Linked DNA regions of Mus musculus: region 1 is linked to region 2. Evidence: chromatin loops called from intact Hi-C (ENCODE). Cell type or tissue: heart. All regions are shown on one strand. Links, peaks and the distances in the headings refer to the core of each region. The heading gives the core; the rest is flanking DNA. Region 1 has its middle 6.5 kb from the start of E330021D16Rik. Region 2 overlaps Atf7ip (activating transcription factor 7 interacting protein).

Evidence for each region. Hi-C counts contacts between places; a loop is a spot of excess contacts. Peaks named below come from ENCODE experiments on the same cell type or tissue, not always from the same donor. Only the 100,000 strongest peaks of a DNase experiment are listed, where the experiment ranks them.
Region 1: it touches region 2 in a loop (3-fold over the local background); 8 of 42 quality-filtered maps call a loop at or near these places.

The regions. Positions count from the first base shown.
Region 1 is chr6:136,417,865-136,426,199 of GRCm38, forward strand. It overlaps a transcript of E330021D16Rik not described here. Among named protein-coding and RNA genes, the nearest start is that of E330021D16Rik, 6.5 kb to the left of the region's middle. In heart, for the core only: CTCF peaks have their summits at 3,383 (motif pointing left) and 4,682 (motif pointing right); no DNase peak of the experiment used is centred there; H3K27ac peaks cover 1,297 bases.
Region 2 is chr6:136,604,141-136,612,475 of GRCm38, forward strand. Atf7ip (activating transcription factor 7 interacting protein) reads left to right here. Exons shown (of 15, transcript NM_019426.2): 14 at 1,242-1,354; 15 at 2,334-3,239. The coding sequence ends at 2,753. Plbd1 (phospholipase B domain containing 1) reads right to left here. Exons shown (of 11, transcript NM_025806.2): 11 at 7,931-8,208. The coding sequence ends at 8,038. Among named protein-coding and RNA genes, the nearest start is that of Gm40409, 22 kb to the right of the region's middle. In heart, for the core only: no CTCF peak of the experiment used is centred there; no DNase peak of the experiment used is centred there.

The DNA of each region.
Region 1 (8,335 bases), core at 58-8,057, 190 kb before region 2:
ATTGCCAATTGACAACAGAATAAGAGATAGCGGGGGCCGAGGGGGGTGGGGGAAAGAAAAAAGAAAACAGAATTGAATGCCCTGTTATGTGGGGCCTCAACCTGTCAGGTCCTAAAGAAACCCTGAAGGAGGCTAACACTCCTGTGAGCTCCCTGAGGCTCCGCCCAGAACTTCTCAACCCCGCCCCCAACAATGCTGGGCTTATGGGCATGTCCTGCCTGCTCTATTCATACAGCACTGAGAATGGAACCCCAGGACTGTGCCTGCTATGAAAGCACCGTGCCAACTGAGCTACATCCCCAGCCACACCCCAGAGGGAGCAGGAGTTAGATTCCTGACAAGCAGATAGATAAGAAGAGGGGCCAGAAATAGATAAAAAAAAAAAGATGGGGGTTTAACAGTTTCTTCTCATACTTCTGACTGGAGACAAAGATCTAAATGTCCGGTGGGCCTTTTCTCCTATCACTAGGGTTCCCCTGCCACTGAGATTGGAGACTCGAGGAGTTGAAATGAACACTTATTTTATCACGAGGGGGAGGCCGGGGTGGAATTCCGTGGCACAGAGCGTCAAATGCATGTATTTTAAAGGCTTGGCTCCTGGGGGGTGGTACTGGAAGATGGGGAGCCTTTAAGAGAAAGCTTATTAGGTCACAGAGGGCATGCTCTAGAAGAGGATTGTGGGACCAGTCACTTCTCTTTCTCTTACCCTTCCTGGCTCACAAGAAGCTTCCTCTGCCATGCATCTCCAGCATACAGTGCCTTGGTGAAAGAAAAAGAGGACGTGCCCGCTCCAAGGAACGCCTAGGAGGAGGGGTTTCATGTAGATAAGAGGGAGAACAGCCAGAGGCATTTGCAAGAGTCCAGACTGAAGCAGGCCTTGAGGGGAAAGAGAGAGAGAGGAGAGAGATAGAGAGAGAAGAGAGAGAGGAGAGAGAGAGAGAGAGAGAGGGAGAGAGAGAGAGAGAGAGAGAGAGAGAGAGAGAGAGAGAGAGAGAGAGAGAGAGAAAAGAGAAGAGAGAAGAGAGAGAGGAAAAAGAGAGAGAGAAGAGAGAGGAGAGAGAGAGAGAGGAGGGGGGGAGAAGCCAGATGGGAAGAGGGGAGTTTGAGGCCAAGAGAGGCTACGTGAGGACATACCTCAAAAACAGGCAAGAAAGTCAGCGTCGCCATGGGAGGAAAACAGGTCCAAGGGTTGTAGCCTGGGCAGCAGGAGTGACCTGGGGTTTGTTCAGAGCAAAGAGAACGAAGGCGAGGGCTCAGGAAACTTGCACACTCCAGTGCCTTGCCAGCGAGAGCAGTAGCCACCACTCGCATCCTGGCAACCTCCTTTTGGTGCTAAGGAAGTTGCTGGCACTATGGGTGCAATCTCCATTCGCCTTGCATGTTGTCTTTCCCTCTGCCTTGTCATCCTGAGAGGGAGACACGACTCAGTTCCCACTAGAAGACGGCTCCATCTTAAGTGTGCATTATCCTCATGGGATGAGCTGCCTGCAAAACTCCAGTTCCTGGAAAGTGCTGAGCCACGAGTGTAGACTTCTAGGAATGTCCCTCTAGGAATTCTACAGCAGGGCATTCAGAATGTTCCAGAAAAATCTTTAAACCCCCTTAGGTACTTATCTGGGTGTGTTGAACCTTGAAGCAGAGGACAAACACTATCTAAATGATTAACATGGAGAGTGGAGCAGGAATTTGTCCCAGTTTAAAGCAGAAGAAGCAAATACAAAATGAAGGCAGAGGGGCAAGGTTCTACCTTGCTTTTAGTTACCCATTAGACATCTGCCCGGGGCAAGGTCAGCATTTCCTGCAGATGCAGCCCGTGTCCCTGTCAGAACCCCAGTCAGGACAACCATTGTCGAAATGATTACTGCAAGTGCTGGCGAGGGTGCAGAGTCAAAGGAGTTCTCAAACGCTGTGGAAGAGAATGCTGAGACCCATCAGTGAAAGCAATCCGGGGACTCTCAGGGAATAAAAATAGAATGACCATAAGACCAGCAACCCCACTACTATCTCCAAAAGTAATTAAATCAGTTTGCCAGAGCACACCCTGTGTTCACTGAATCATATGTGGGGCTTTTTTTTAAAGATTTTATTTATTTATTTTATGCATATGAGTACACTGTATCTGTACAGATGGTTGTGAGCCTTCACGTGGTTGCTGGGTACTGAACTTGCTCTGGTCAGCCCTGCTCTCTCAGTCCCTGCTTGCACCGGCCCAAAGATTTATTTATTATTGTACATAACTACACTGTAGCTGTCTTCAGATGCACCAGAAGAGGGCATCAGACCTCATTAAGCATGGTGGTGAGCCACCATGTGGTTGCTGGGATTTGAACTCAGGACCTTCAGAAGAGCAGTCAGTGAGTGTTCTTACCCGCTGAGCCATCTCACCAGCCCTCATTGAATCATTGTTAACGACAGAACAATAACAGTAACAATAAAGACAATGAGATGTGCAGGTACCATAAAATCCTCTCCAGTCATACAGTCATAAAAAAAAAAAAATTAAAGGAAGAGGTGGGGCTGGAGAGATGGCTCAGCAGTGACCAGCATTGGCTGCTCTCCTGGAGGACCTATGTCCATTCCTAGCATCCACATGGAGTTGACTACCATCTGTATCTTCATTTAAAGGGAATCCAGCATCCTCCTCTAGTCTCCTCAGGCATGGGCAAAACATTCATACATAAAATAATGATTTAAAAAGAAGATTCAGGGGCTGGAGAGACAGTTCAGTGGTTAACAATAATGATTGCTCTTCCAGAGGTTCAGAGATCAACCTCATGCAACCACATGGTGGCTCACAACCATTTGTAATAGGATCTGATGTCCTCTTATGGTGTGTCTGAAAACAGCTACAGTGTACTCGTATACATAAGGTAAATGAATAGATAATTTTTTTTTAAATCAAAAACAGTGAATGAGGGCAAGAACTCAAACAGAGCAGGAACCTGGAGGCAGGAGCTGATACAGAGGTCATGGAGGGGTGCTGCTTACTGGCTTGTCCAGCCTGCTTTCTCACAGTACCCATAATAGCCTGGGGCCTCTGCCATTAATCACTAATTAAGAAAATTCTCCACAAGCTTGCTTATAGCCAGATCTCATGAAGGCATTTTCTCAGTCAGGGTCTCCTTCTCTCTGATGACTCTAGCTTGTGTGGGGTTAGCATAAAGCCACACCATGCTCCTCAAGACTAGCTCTTGGGACTTGAGCCCACGAGGTCCCTTCTCTTAAAGGTTCTACCTCCTCCCAAAAGCACCACGCTGGAGCCCAATCCTTCAACACCTGGGCATTTAAGGAACACTCTCTATACAACTCTAGCACTATGAGGGAACAGTTATCATCTTCCCCATTGCTGTGGTCTGTGACAGTGCTGATTTCTATGTACAGCGCCCTCTACAGACCTGTGTTTGAATAACTATTGGTCCCCAGCTGCTTAGGGGTACTGCTTTGAGGAGTTGGAAAATCTTTTAAATGGGAGGCCCCCAGGGGCAGTCCTTCAGCTATACCTACCCCCATTCAGGCCTTAGGAGTCTGCTTCTTGTTTGACCAAGATGTAAACAAGCTGCTTCAGGTTCCCATGGCCATGGGCAGAGCCCTCCAGCATCCGTGCCTTCTTCACAGTATGGGCTTCATCCCCTAGACCTGCAAGCCAAAATAAGTCCTTCCTCCCTTCCATTACTTCTTTGGGCCCCTTTTCTCAGGGGGCCTAATGGATACTTAATTACACAGGTCATTATAAAAGGTGACCGTAGGGGGCCACCCTCTAACCGTCTTCATCATCAGTTACTTTTCTGTTGTTGTGATTAAAAAAAAAAAAAAAAAATCACATGGCCAAAAGCAGCTTAAGGAAGAAAGAGTTATTTTAGCTTCCGGTTCCAGGGAATAAAGTCCGTACAGAAGTTGCTGGAAATAGAGATTGACATTTCATCCACACACAGGAAACAGGGAGGCAGAGCAGGAAGTGGAGAGGCTATAAACCCTCAAAGCCCACCCATCCCCCACCCCCAGCGGCATGCCTCCTCCTCCTCCAGCAAGGTCCACATCATCAAGGTTCCAGAACCTTCCCGACCGCACCAGCAGCTAGGGAGCGGGCCTTCTGATTCATGAGCGTATCGGGCATTTCTCATTCCAGTGGGACTGTTATCACATATGGCTCAGGCTCTTAATGACAGAAGTAGGAAGTTTATCGCTTTTCTAGAGAGCAAGCTGATTTAGTAAAAGGCTTTTGATGGAAGATGTGACCTTCATTTGATGGACAGAGCCAGCGTCCTCCTAGGAATGGCACTGACGGAGGAGATGCGCCAGGTCAGATCCCTCCTCTCCTTTTGATCTTGTTTTGATGCTTCCCACCGCCCTCATCTGCCTGGAAGTTAAGGACACGGAAGCTTATAGATGTGCCTCCCATAGGCTAGCCTACGCTCCCAAGGCATAAATTTAGCAGGACAGAGAACAGGGAACACAAGTCCAGAAGGGGGATATGATGACAGTCCAGCTAGTTTACACTACGATGTTAGCACAGCATCCTTACTCTAGCGGGTGGCTGGAACGGTGACAAATAGCTATGAATTTAATGAGGGAAATAGGAAAAAGAGTGCCCATGCCTTTCCAAAATGAAAAGAGTGAAATTTCTCACCTCAGACATAAAGAACTTACTTGATTCTTCCTTGCGTGGTGCAGTGCACAATGCCATCCAGAAGGTGGCAGCATTGGCAAGCCATCTGCCACTTAGAAATCCAAGGTACAAAAACATTTTTCACAGTTATCACTGATAGACAATAAGCTTCCTAGACAGAATAACTTTGAGAGATTCCGTTTGTTTTATTATCTTTTAATTCCGTATATGCATCTGTGTCTGTGTGCGGGTAAGTGTGCGTGAGCACAGCCACCTGCAGAGACTGAAGACCTCGGAGCCTCGGGAGCTGGAGCTCAGAAGGCTGTTGAGCTGCTGGGCTTGGGTGCTGGGAACTGAATCTGGGTCCTCTGGAACAGGAACAAGTCCCCTTAGCCACGGAGCTGTCTTTCCAGCCACCAGAATAACAACTTTTAAGTCACGGATGGTCCTAAGTAAATGACGTGCAGAGCTTACTGTTTAGTAGCTATATATAGTTCTGTGCATTTTAAAGAGTATAAATGCCCCATGTTGCCTGATGATATCATCAAATGCAAATACATAATCTACAAATATAGTAGTGTCAAATGCCTATATGTATTAAAGCTACAAAATATCTCCCATTGTAGATATGTACAAATAATTTATAAACTGCATTCTAACATTGAAGCAAAATATGCTGGCGAACACTTGAGGTCTCAGCAATTGGGAGGTGGAGGCAGGAATGGCAGGAGCTCAAATCCAGCCTCAGTTACATGGTGAGTTTGAAGCAGCCAGGGCACATGATGATGGGCTAATAAGACCATACCAGGTGGAATAACTAGAAACAACTGTTCACAAGCCACATATAAAGCATCATGTTTTGGGAACTCAGGGGATAACTCAGTCAGAAGAGAGCTTGCCCCGCAAGCATGAGGACCTGAATTAGACTCGGAAGCCACAACGAAGATCTGAGAGTGGCAGTGCTTGCTTGTGCGGCCAGCAATAGTGAGGTGGGGATGGGCAGATCTGGGGGCCCAGCAGCTGGCCAGCCTAGCTCACCTGGCAAGCTCCAGACAATGAGGGAATCTGGGCATCACAGATATCACATCAGCTATTGAAAAAGAAAATATCGATTGGCTTCTAAATGTCATTTGTACTTTGTTTACCGTGTGTGCCTGTGTGTGTGTGTGTGTGTGTGTGTGTGTGTGTGTGTGTGCATTGTGGAGGTGAGAGGACAACCTGCAGGAATCGGTTCTCTCCTTCCACCCACGTGGGATCCTGGAATACAGCTCAGGTTGGCAGAGTCAAGCACCTTGACTTGCTGAGCCATCTTGTTAACCCTTAAATGTCCTTTTTTAATAAGACATTTATTTTTATGTAGGTGAGTACACTGTAGCTGTGCAGATGTTTGTGAGTCTTCATGTGGTTGTTGGGAATTGAATTTTTAGGACCTCTGCTCACTCAGATCAACCCTGCTCCCTCAGTCCCTCTTGCACCAGCCCCAAATTTTATTTATTGTTATTCATAAGTCCACTGTAGCTGTCTTCAGACACACCAGAAGAGGGCGTGAGATCTTATTAAGGGTGGTTGTGAGCCACCATGTGGTTGCTGGGAATTGAACTCAGGATTTTCAGAACAGCAGTCAGTGCTCTTACCCACTGAGCTATCTCTCCAGCTCTTAAATGTCATTTTTAAATTGTTTTAATAATATTCAAAATTGTGAAGTTTTTAAAATGTACATAGAGATATTGTCAGTACTGGAGGCCAGCTTTAGCTAAGGACACAGGATAGCACGTAAAATGGGAACACCAAACCACGACAGTGTGAAGGCCTGATTTCTCAGTCTAACTTGGAGACAAGTAATACATGAGAATATGGTTGAATAAGGCACCATGCTGTGTTCCTGCAGGCAGCTTGCCACCTCCACAGAGTCACAGAGGGCTGAGCGGAGACCATGTTTGTGGGGCTGATCACAGTGGAAACATCACCCTGTGGTGATGGGTGATGGAGACAGATGGGCTATAGAGACAGCTCAGCAGATAAATGCAGGATCTGAGCTCAGGTAAAGCCATAGGTCCCAGGGTCAGCCAGCTTGGCATACAAAACAGTGGATCCTGCCTAGAACAAGGTGAAAGGCAAGGACTACATCCAAAGTGGCCGGACCTACACACACACACACACACACACACACACACACACACACACACACACACACACACACAGAGGCAGAAGTGCAGGTTGTAGTATACCCATGAGCATGCATATGGGGAGGAGAGTAGGGAAGGGGGAGAGAAAAGAAAAAACTGGGGAATAACACACTGTACCCCCCAGCCCCCCCGCCGCCCCCATAGTAAATCAGGGGCAATTTTTACTCTGAAAAGATTTTGGGGTGTCTAGAAAAAGATTTGCTTGTCACAACTGCAGCAGTGTTAATGGCGGTAGCTAGTGGTTGAAGCCAGCTAGACAGGAAACGCCCTGGACACACAGAAAGCCTCCCTCTACAAATAAATCCTCTGACATGTGTAGGGTCTCTGTGAGAAACTGCTCTAACAGAAACTGCATCCTTAGGGTGACAGGAATAGGAGGGAAGACGGGGAGAGTGTAGAGTCACAAAGACGGAACAAATTTAAAGATGCCTCACTGAGCAAGAAGAGTTGAGATGTTCTTCCAGATGTGAGAGAGCTGATCATGATCATATTTGCATTGCAGAATGAAAAACAAATGGCGACAGGATGAAAATGGGTTGGGGATGGGCGGGGTTGAGAAAGAAACGTTGTAACAATTCTCTTGGGTTTGTTTCCTTTGGGTTCTTGTCTTAATCACAGCGAATGTGTTCAGGGGAAAATGCATTTCAAGATTGAAAGTGTGGTAGCAGACTTCTCAACCTTCCTAATGCTGCAACCTTCTCCGACCACCAGCGGTGTGAATTACCACACACAGACTTTTATACAGTTTAGAGCTTAGGCCCTTTGCTGGGGCAGTCTCCCAGCTACCATTTAAACTTAACCTCACTCTTCTAGCCTGGGACCTGCCTCATGGCTTGCTCTATACTTCCCTGCTCCCTTCTGGGTCGGCCTCCGAATCTCTTGCTTCAGCTCGCCTCTCCCGGCGACACTCTCTGTCTGGAAATTCCACCTTTGTACTTTCTGTTCCAGCTATTTGCTGTCAGATCTTTATTGTAACCAATCACAGGTGAGACAATGCCTGATACATCTCTAAGGTTGCCTTTAGACAGGTGAAGAAGACACAATAGAAAACCTGGAGATGGGAAGAAGTGACAATACCAAAATCCTGTGGGCACTCAGCTCTCTTCCAGTAGACAATTAAGCATTGAAAATACAAGGGCACACCTTCATACAATTTGAGGAAGGTTGCCCCAATGGTGGCCCAGTAATACAGTTCAGCACGCTGTGCTAAGCCAGCCACCAAATTATTTTTGTTGCTACCTTTATAACTGTAAACTTTGCTACTGTTATGAATCATGATGTAAGTATCTAATATTCTGTATATCTGTTATGTGACCCCTGTGAGAGTCATTCAGCCCCCAAAGGTGTCACGACAGAGGTTGAGAACCACTGGCTAATGGCTTCAAGATTAAATGAAACACCACCACCTACACCTCCGTTCCTACCTCCCCTGCCTCCCTCCCACTAAGCTCACTCCAGCTGCTGCTGCTGCCCACTCTGGCCCAACCTGCTCCTTTATGACTCCCAGACTTCAGCTGCAGTAAAGTTCTGATGCCCGCCCTAC
Region 2 (8,335 bases), core at 168-8,167:
AAGGTATATAAAATGTAAAGAAGTATAATAAAAGTGAAACACAAGTGACCTTTGCCACGTTAGAAAGTACAATTTTATTACTCTTCTGTCTGTCTGTCCCTCTGCCATCCTCTCTTAATTGACATCAGTGTAGGAGTCACTTACATATGCTCATCTCACATGCATATAAACATAGAATGCTAAATGTATAGTAATGTAAACAAAGCTAATGTATAGCTGTGAATATCTATTTATAAAATAACAAATATAGCTGTCTAACAAAACTATAATTCCATTATTAATTCTTCTAAGGGAAATTAAACCAAATGGCATCTTTGGATCATAGTCTGGTTTAAGTTTCTCAAGTTTGTAAGGATTTTCTCTAGGCTGTTGTGTGATTGGGTCATGAATGAGTTCTAGAGCAGTCCTGGCACTTAGTGTGGGTCGCATACAGAATGTCTGACCAGTGTGATTGGGACAGTGGATGGCACGGCTCTAAAGTCTGTACTCGGTTGAACTTTGTGATGTCACTGCAGTCTTCCTGGGCATGGAGTGTCCTTAGCTGCTTAGCAGTATAAAGAGAAAAAGTGGGAGCCCCACTAACATAGGACTGGTGGCTTTAAAAAAACAGATTTGTTAATGTGTGTGTCTGTGTGTGTGTGTGTGTCTGTGTGTCTGTGTGTGTCTGTGTGTGTCTGTCTGTGTGTGTGTGTGTGTCTGTGACTGCACAGGCCAGAAAAGGATGTCCCGCTCCGCTCCATGGAGCAGGAGTTGCAGGCAGTTGTGAGCTGGCTGATGTGGGTGCAGGGAACCAAGCTCAGGGCCTTATGCAAGGGCAGTATGCGCTCCTCACTGCTGAGCTTTGCCCCAAGGACAGACTGCTTTGGTAAGGAGCGTCTGTCTGCAGATCCTTGGAGCCATTGGCTCCATCCGGTTTAGCTGCTGTCCACCTTGGAGGGCAGGGCCGTTGGTGTGGGGTTTTATTTCTAGTCGTCCTCAGGATGATCTCTGTCTGTGCTGTCCTTGGGTGTCATTGTCATGTCTTCCTGCTTCTTGGTTCCTTCCCATTGCTGCATACAGCCTGCAGTGCCACTGCGGTAGTGTCTGTGAGAGGTTTGGGTTTTTGAGTTCTTTATCTGATGTAGACTTTTCAGTTGGAATTGCTCATCTTGAAATTTTTTTAAATTTTTTTTTACTGTTTATAATGACCGAACACAAATTTATAGTAGAATTTTCATGTTTCCCTCAATTTTCTTTTGCAGGTGTTACAGTTCGAGTGCCTCAGACAACCACATATGTTGTAAACAATGGACTGACTCTAGGCTCAGCAGGGCCTCAGCTCACGGTGCATCACAGGCCCCCACAAGTGCACAATGTAAGTATCAGTGCTTGCCTTCTGGACCTCCTCAGTCACTAAGCTGCTAGAGCATTCCAGCTGTCTTCCTTTCCTTCCCTCCTCCCTCTCTCCACCCCTCCTTTTCTTTCAACAGGGTTTCTCTCTGTAGCCTTGGCTATCTTGGAACTCACTCTTTAGACCAGGCTGACATTGACCCTGGAAATCATAGAGACCCACCTGCCTCTGCCTCCCAAGTGCTGGGATGAAAGGCCTTAGTCACCATTGCCTGGCTACCACTTCCTTTTTTAAAGTAATGTTATCAAAGGAAGGAGAGAGCTCTTCTTCCCTCTAGTAGAGGGTCATTGTAGACAACTCGATCTTATCTTGGGGAAACAGTACCGGATCGAGGACTGATGCTCACTCTGACCGACAGGGTGATGGCCCAGGCTTCTGAGGTGACAGACAGTGCCCCAAACTCAGGTGTAAATCCCTCGAGTTATGACTTTGTATTTCTTAAAATCTAACTGCTGTGTTGTCATTAGTTTATCTTAAATGATGCACTGGCATTTGGAATGGATTTTGTTACAAAAGAACAGAAAATAAAGTATTTCCCTCTAAATTTAGCCTTAAACAAAGTCATACTGTCCTGTGAGAGGATTATAACTGGTTTTAGGAGTACTTTAGCACATAGGTGAACATACATAGGATGTATAAGAACAAGTGCCGCTCTCAGAGAGGTGAGCTAGGAGGGCCGAGAGTTCTCCGTGGCTGTTCATTGTGTCTCTAGAATGCTGATATCCTTGTCCTCACAGGGTACTCTTAAGGCTGTTGCTGAAGGACTTTATAGGCTTTCCTGCCTGTTTGGAAGCTGACATTCAGAGGTTGAGTAGCCAACCCAAGGCTGTGTGTGCTGTCTGCGAGCCCACACTCCCCAGTGCTTATAGCTATGTATTCACTAAGGTATCTTCTGAAATTGTTCTGTAATTGCTAGAAACCAATCCATCTCTTCTTCTGTTAGGAGCCCCCACGCCCTCTGCATCCAGCGCCCTTACCAGAAGCCCCACAGCCCCAGCGTCTGCCCCCGGAAGCTGCCAGCACTTCTCTGCCTCAGAAACCACACTTGAAGTTAGCACGAGTTCAGAGTCAGAATGGCATTGTTCTGTCGTGGAGCGTCCTGGAAGTGGACCGAAGCTGTGCTACTGTTGACAGCTACCATCTCTATGCTTACCACGAGGAGCCCAGTGCCACCGTGCCCTCACAGTGGAAGAAGATCGGGGAAGTCAAGGCCCTGCCCTTGCCCATGGCTTGCACTCTCACGCAGTTTGTGTCTGGCAGCAAGTACTACTTTGCAGTGCGCGCCAAGGACATTTATGGCCGCTTTGGGCCTTTCTGTGACCCACAGTCCACGGACGTGATCTCTTCCTCCCAGAACAGTTAGACCTTGGAGTCGTTTAGCTTCTACTTTTGAAAGTTTCACATCTTGGGCTTGTTTTTAATCTTGTGCATGAAATCCACTGTAAAAATCCACCTTGTGCAAGATCTCCCGGACATGTGACTGTATACACTACGTTTGTTTATAACCGGAAGCAAAATAAATTCAGCCCATAAAGCAAGCCTTCCCTGAACAATTCAAACTTCGGGGTTTTGAAATGTATATTTATTCCTTGCTTTTTGGTTTTGAGTTTTGAAACTGGGGAATATGTATGGGTGTTTGTGTGTTTTCTTCTTTTGTTTTGAATTTTTAAATTTCTAGTTGTGTGTGTATCACAGTGCGATCTCCTGTTTTCCTCTCAAATTTACCTCTCTTCCAGAAGGAAGTATATTGCTGAGCGAATCTGAGGTGCAGAGCAGGTGTGATTCTGCCTCCAGAGGAGGCTAGAAGGTCAAAGAATCTAAATAAAACCCGAAGGAAGGAAGGAAGGAAGGAAGGAAGGAAGGAAGGAAAGAAGGAAGGAAGGAAGGAAGGAAGGAAGGAAGGAAGGAAGGAAGGAAGGAAGGAAGGAAGGAAGGAAGGAAGGAAGGAAGGAAGGGAAAGAAAAGTATTTAGCTTAAAGTAGATGAATTGGAGCAGAGGAGATATTCCCTCTGTGTATTCTTTGATTTCTTCTGAGTTGCTGACGAGGTGAACAGTGGCCTCACCCCGAGTTCCTAATCTGGCTTCTCCTTTTGTGTTTGTGCCTTAACAGAATCCACAGACCACGTCCATTGTGGTAAATTCCTCTTTCAGCTTCTATTGGGTCTTCATTGCCACCAAAAACCCCACACCCTTTAAGCATTTTAGAAGCAAACTGTGAACATGTGTTCTCTTCCTCCGTGACATCTCTCAGTAAGTTGTGACTTACTGTTATGTTTTAAGAACATATTTTTATTTTTGCCCATCTTTTAACTCTGCATAAAATAGGCCATATTGTTTAAGAACAATTTTCTTTAAGCCTGTTTAATAGCCATGTTACATTGCTAAAGAATCGGAAGGGAGTCCTGGTTCATCTCAGCACTCATGGGATAGAGTCCTTTCAAAGGCAGTGCACGTCAGACTCCATGAAAGACCGGGGCGAAGCACAGTCTCCTCAGATTCTCAGGAGGTCGTTCCTGCTTTAGTCTGAACGGTTTCGGTGGTGCCAAGTGGACTCTGATTTCATCAGCTCTGGGTAGAGCCTAAACGCTATCCTCTGGGTCATTCCACACTGCAGGTAGATCTGCTTGCTTTACTAGTTCTTATTCCTTCAAAATGTTAGCAGACTCAGGCTCAGCCTTGCATTTCCAAGGCATGGCAGCTGCAGGGAATCGAATCAGGCAGGTGTTTTCGAGACCTGAGGAGAGGGCCAAGTGTTTAGGGATGAGTGAGGCCTCTGGAGTCTGAAGGCACTGGTGAGCTGTCTTCCCTTACGGTATTTTACGTCCTTGCAAAGTCTACCTTTGCAAGCTGCACCAGCCGTTTTGTTCACTTGTCCTGGTATTAAAAGCAGGAGCTCCGTTCCCTGTGTGCATTTGCCTCTATGATGGCTTGGCTTACAGAAGGAATCGTTGAGTTATAAAGAAATTGTCTTTGCTGACTTCACGGGGTGGTGTTCTGTCATCTTCGGCGTGAACTTTGGTTAATGAAGGAAGCCTGCAGCTGGCAGGTGTAATTGCTCCTGTCACTCTGAGAAAGAGGAGAGCACGCGAGACCCACTTCCCACAAGTTGAGCTTGGGGAGCAGTCATGCAGCTAGGACCTCACGGGCATGGGAAACGGTTGCCCAGGTCACTGCAAAGGGTTTGGAAAGGAAGAAATGATTTCTAACTGTACATGAGCACCTCTGTACCAGGAGTGTTTCTGTCATGTGGGTACAGTGTTGGTCTTCTTTTCAGCATCATTCCTGTCTCTAATAGAAAGTGCATATTCAAAATGGTCTTCACCAGTGGGTCTGCTCACTCGCTACTGAAAGTCTCTCTAGATGAATATGTTTGTTTATAGTCAGTAATTATTTTATATTTACTAGTTCTTTTTTAAAAAGTTTTCCTAGTGTTAATATAATCATGTGAAGAAAGCCCAATGGAATTCATATTATTTTATTGTTTTGGCTTTTACTTGGGTGTTTTTTTGTCAAAGGAAAAAAAAAAAATCCCAAATAGTGGCTCTAGATGTAGATTTACTGTAGAAAGTAATTACGGAAACCTGTTTATTCCAGATTGGAAAGAAGGTATAGACAGAAACGAGTTGGGAAGAGGAAATGCACTTGTGGATCGGCTCCTCAGCTCACCGAGCAGGACGCGTGCCTCGGGCAGCAGTGGTGCTGGCTTCCCGGAGTGTGCGCCGCTTACACGAGGCAGAATGTGGGTGCTGAGGGGCCTTGGCTTTTTCTTTGGCTGTCTGTGGGGAGAGTGGGGGACAGTTTCCACCCTGGGATCTCTTCTCAAAGTGTTATAAAGAAGCTCCATTGTCCCATTTTGGGGGATTCAAGTTTGCTACATTTTTTAGCCTGACAATACTGGTAAGTGTTGTCTTAGTGGGAGTCCTGGAAACTTCTGGAATCTGTAGATGAAGCGACAGATGCTTCTCGAGTAACTAGCAGTGACAGCTGTCTGTCACTCCCTCATTTGCACTTTGTCTGAGTACTTTTCACCCTGTTTTAAGTGTGAGTAAGCCTCTTTATGTTCTGGCGAATGGCATACAGAAGCAGCTTGTTGTAGCAGTTCACTTTACACGGTGGCTCTGTCCCTGGCTCCAGGCTCCAGTCCATCCTTCTACATCTGCAGAGTGCTTTCTGTACTGTGTGATGCAGTATGACTTTATGAAAGGAACAGAGCTTTCTTCCTTGGAAATACCTGTTGGGATAGCATTTGCCTCACAGAGCAGTGTTCCCCCCCCCCCCACCTATGCCAGATAAAGGATACTTTTGCAAGCGTGAGGCATCTCTTCAGAGCTCTCTTCCAGTGTTGGACAGGTGTTCTGGGGGCTTGCTCCAATCGCTTTAAATATCCTCCCAGTTGCCACTTAGTGTGACATGGCAGGGATGCCCATTTCTTCCCTGGTGTCTCCCAGTACTGTCTGATTTAGAATGCTCTGTGTGGCATCCTCTCTTGACAGGCTGTGATTTCACCCCGTAGGTACCACAAAGAAAGCCTTTCAAGTGTTCTCCTGACTCCGTAGGCCATTTCCGTATCCTCAATATGGTCAAATTTTCCCACTTCCCAGTGATTGGGTGGCCTGGTTGGCTCTCATGGAACTACACATGTCCTTGTGCTATAGGCAATAACTGTGTAATCATGTGTGAGTCTGTCTTCCTTAATCATTTTCAGGGCAAATGGCTTTAAAAAAATATTTAAGGGACACATAAAGATTAGAGCAATTATGAGGGGTTTGTTGGAGCAGGAGACTAATTTGTAAAACTCATCGCCTTGAGTCAGCAGAGAGGGAGGAGGTGAAGTCACTGCTCCCATCTGCCAATGACTGTCATGTTTGAGCTTTTGTTTTGTGTTTTCTATGTTAGCCTTACTCTGAATACCTACCTATCATTTAAATATTTAAATGTATTTTCTCTCCCTTCTTCTTTTTGTAAATAAGGGAACAAAGCAATCAAACACCTTCTGGGGGATCCTAGCTTGAGGATTTTATCAACCATTTCAAATGTAAATGTGAAAATCAGTCCCTGTAGGAAACTCGCATCCGAATTTCTGTTTGTTGCAGTTGAAAATGTAAATAAGATGCTGTAAGACCCTCCTTAAGGTCTAATGCTAACTGGGCAGTAGCAGGTTGGTTGCCCTATTTTTATTAGGTTTTGAAGGTTTTCATTTTCTTTCTTTCCTAAATGTACAGTAGAATGGTGTCCGTGTGTAAGTGTCGACTGTAGTGGGGTTTGTCCAGCAAGCCTGAACTTTATACTTTGAAATAAATGACTGAGTTTTTAACATTCTGAGTACCCTGACTCATTCCAAGAGTTCTCAGTCCTTGTGTTTCTTTAAAAACTCCCACTTCCATCACAAAAACCCCTTGCTCCCTGTTCAGTGCCTTGTTCAGCAGTTCCCTCCCTGGTACTCCACCCAGATGTTGTGCCCTGGCTTTGGGAAAGTAGGAGTTACACAGAACTGCTACTTGGTTAGATACGGTGTTTTCAACTAGTGAGAGAGAACAGCATGTCTAACCTGCTGCCCATTAACAACCAGGAAGGATCCTTCCCCTGTTAGCAGCAGGGGAAGGAGAAAGACCGCGGGAAATGCAGGTGTCTCTAACAGGCCTTCGTCCTGCCTCCAGCTCCACTTGAACTTGGTTCTAGCTTGAACTGTGATTGATGTTTGCAGGCCTAAAAGGAGAACAGTGAACTGAGACAGGGTTTCTGTATCCTTCTGTGTATTTGTTTCATACATGTTTATTCTGTAGCTTTCTACCCTTCAGGAAATGTTTGCTGTTAAACAACTCTATGGAAAATGGATGTGTGTAGGGCGATGGACCATGCCAGGAAACTTGGTAAGGTTGCGTGGGTTCTGAGACCCAGGTACCCATCTGCGGATTGTAGGCATCTCCCTGCTCCCTGCCATATTCCTGGCCTGGAACACATGACCACGCTCCCCACAGTGGTCTTGTAGATCAGAACAGAGTTCTCCATGCTAATGAAATAGCTGGATGGGCCCTGGGCGTTTAGCCAATTAGCTTCCCTTCTCAGACATTCCTTCCTGCAAAAGGTACCTAATCTCTGGTCCATCCTGAGGAAGTGGTGTTTTCCATGATGAACAGTCAATAAACAATTTGAAACCAAGGACTGACTCATCAAGAACTCCCATGGGCAGCAAGGAGACAGGCTTCATCTACAGAGCCTCGCTGTCCAAGTCTCTGGCAGAAGGCCCCTTCAGCTCCCTGACTCACTGCTGCTAGGCTAGAGTTCCCCCATTCATTCCCCAGCGCCCATGGGCCCCCAACTCCCCGTGACTGCTAATGGCATCTGGATGTCCAGTTTAGGAGCCCCTGGCCCAGGGCTCCTCAGGAGTCAGGGAGCTGCAGCCCCAGCCTATGTCGTGTCTCACTTGGGCTGAGGCCCCATCCAAGGCTGCGTTCTTCCACCTCGAGTGGTGAATCGGCACTTGGCATTTCGCCCGACCAAGCGGCATTCCCAGCAAGGCTAAACGCAGGACCACAGATGGGAATTTAATATTTTTTATTAAGAGTACAGATGGGAAAATACAGCTAAGAGTGCCTTTGGTGTCCTATTCGCAGCTTTCTGTCATCTCTATGTCTCACTTTTTGTCCTATGACAAAATTGGTTTCATGGTAACAAAATTAAAGTCAAAGACTTCTGGCATCCCCCGATGGAGCGTGTCATTGAACCGATTCCAGTTAAAAGGCGGGAGTCCATCTTGTACCGTGGGACCACTAATGGCATAGGCTTTATACTGAGATGCAAGAAAGATGTCTGCCACCTGGAAAAAGAGAGGAAAACATTTGAGAAGACCATCTAAAATTTGACTGTGTAATCTTCATTCGCCCTTCTTAAGGTGGAGTGTGGTTTGTTTATTTTATTTAACGAGTATTTGTCTATGAGAGTAT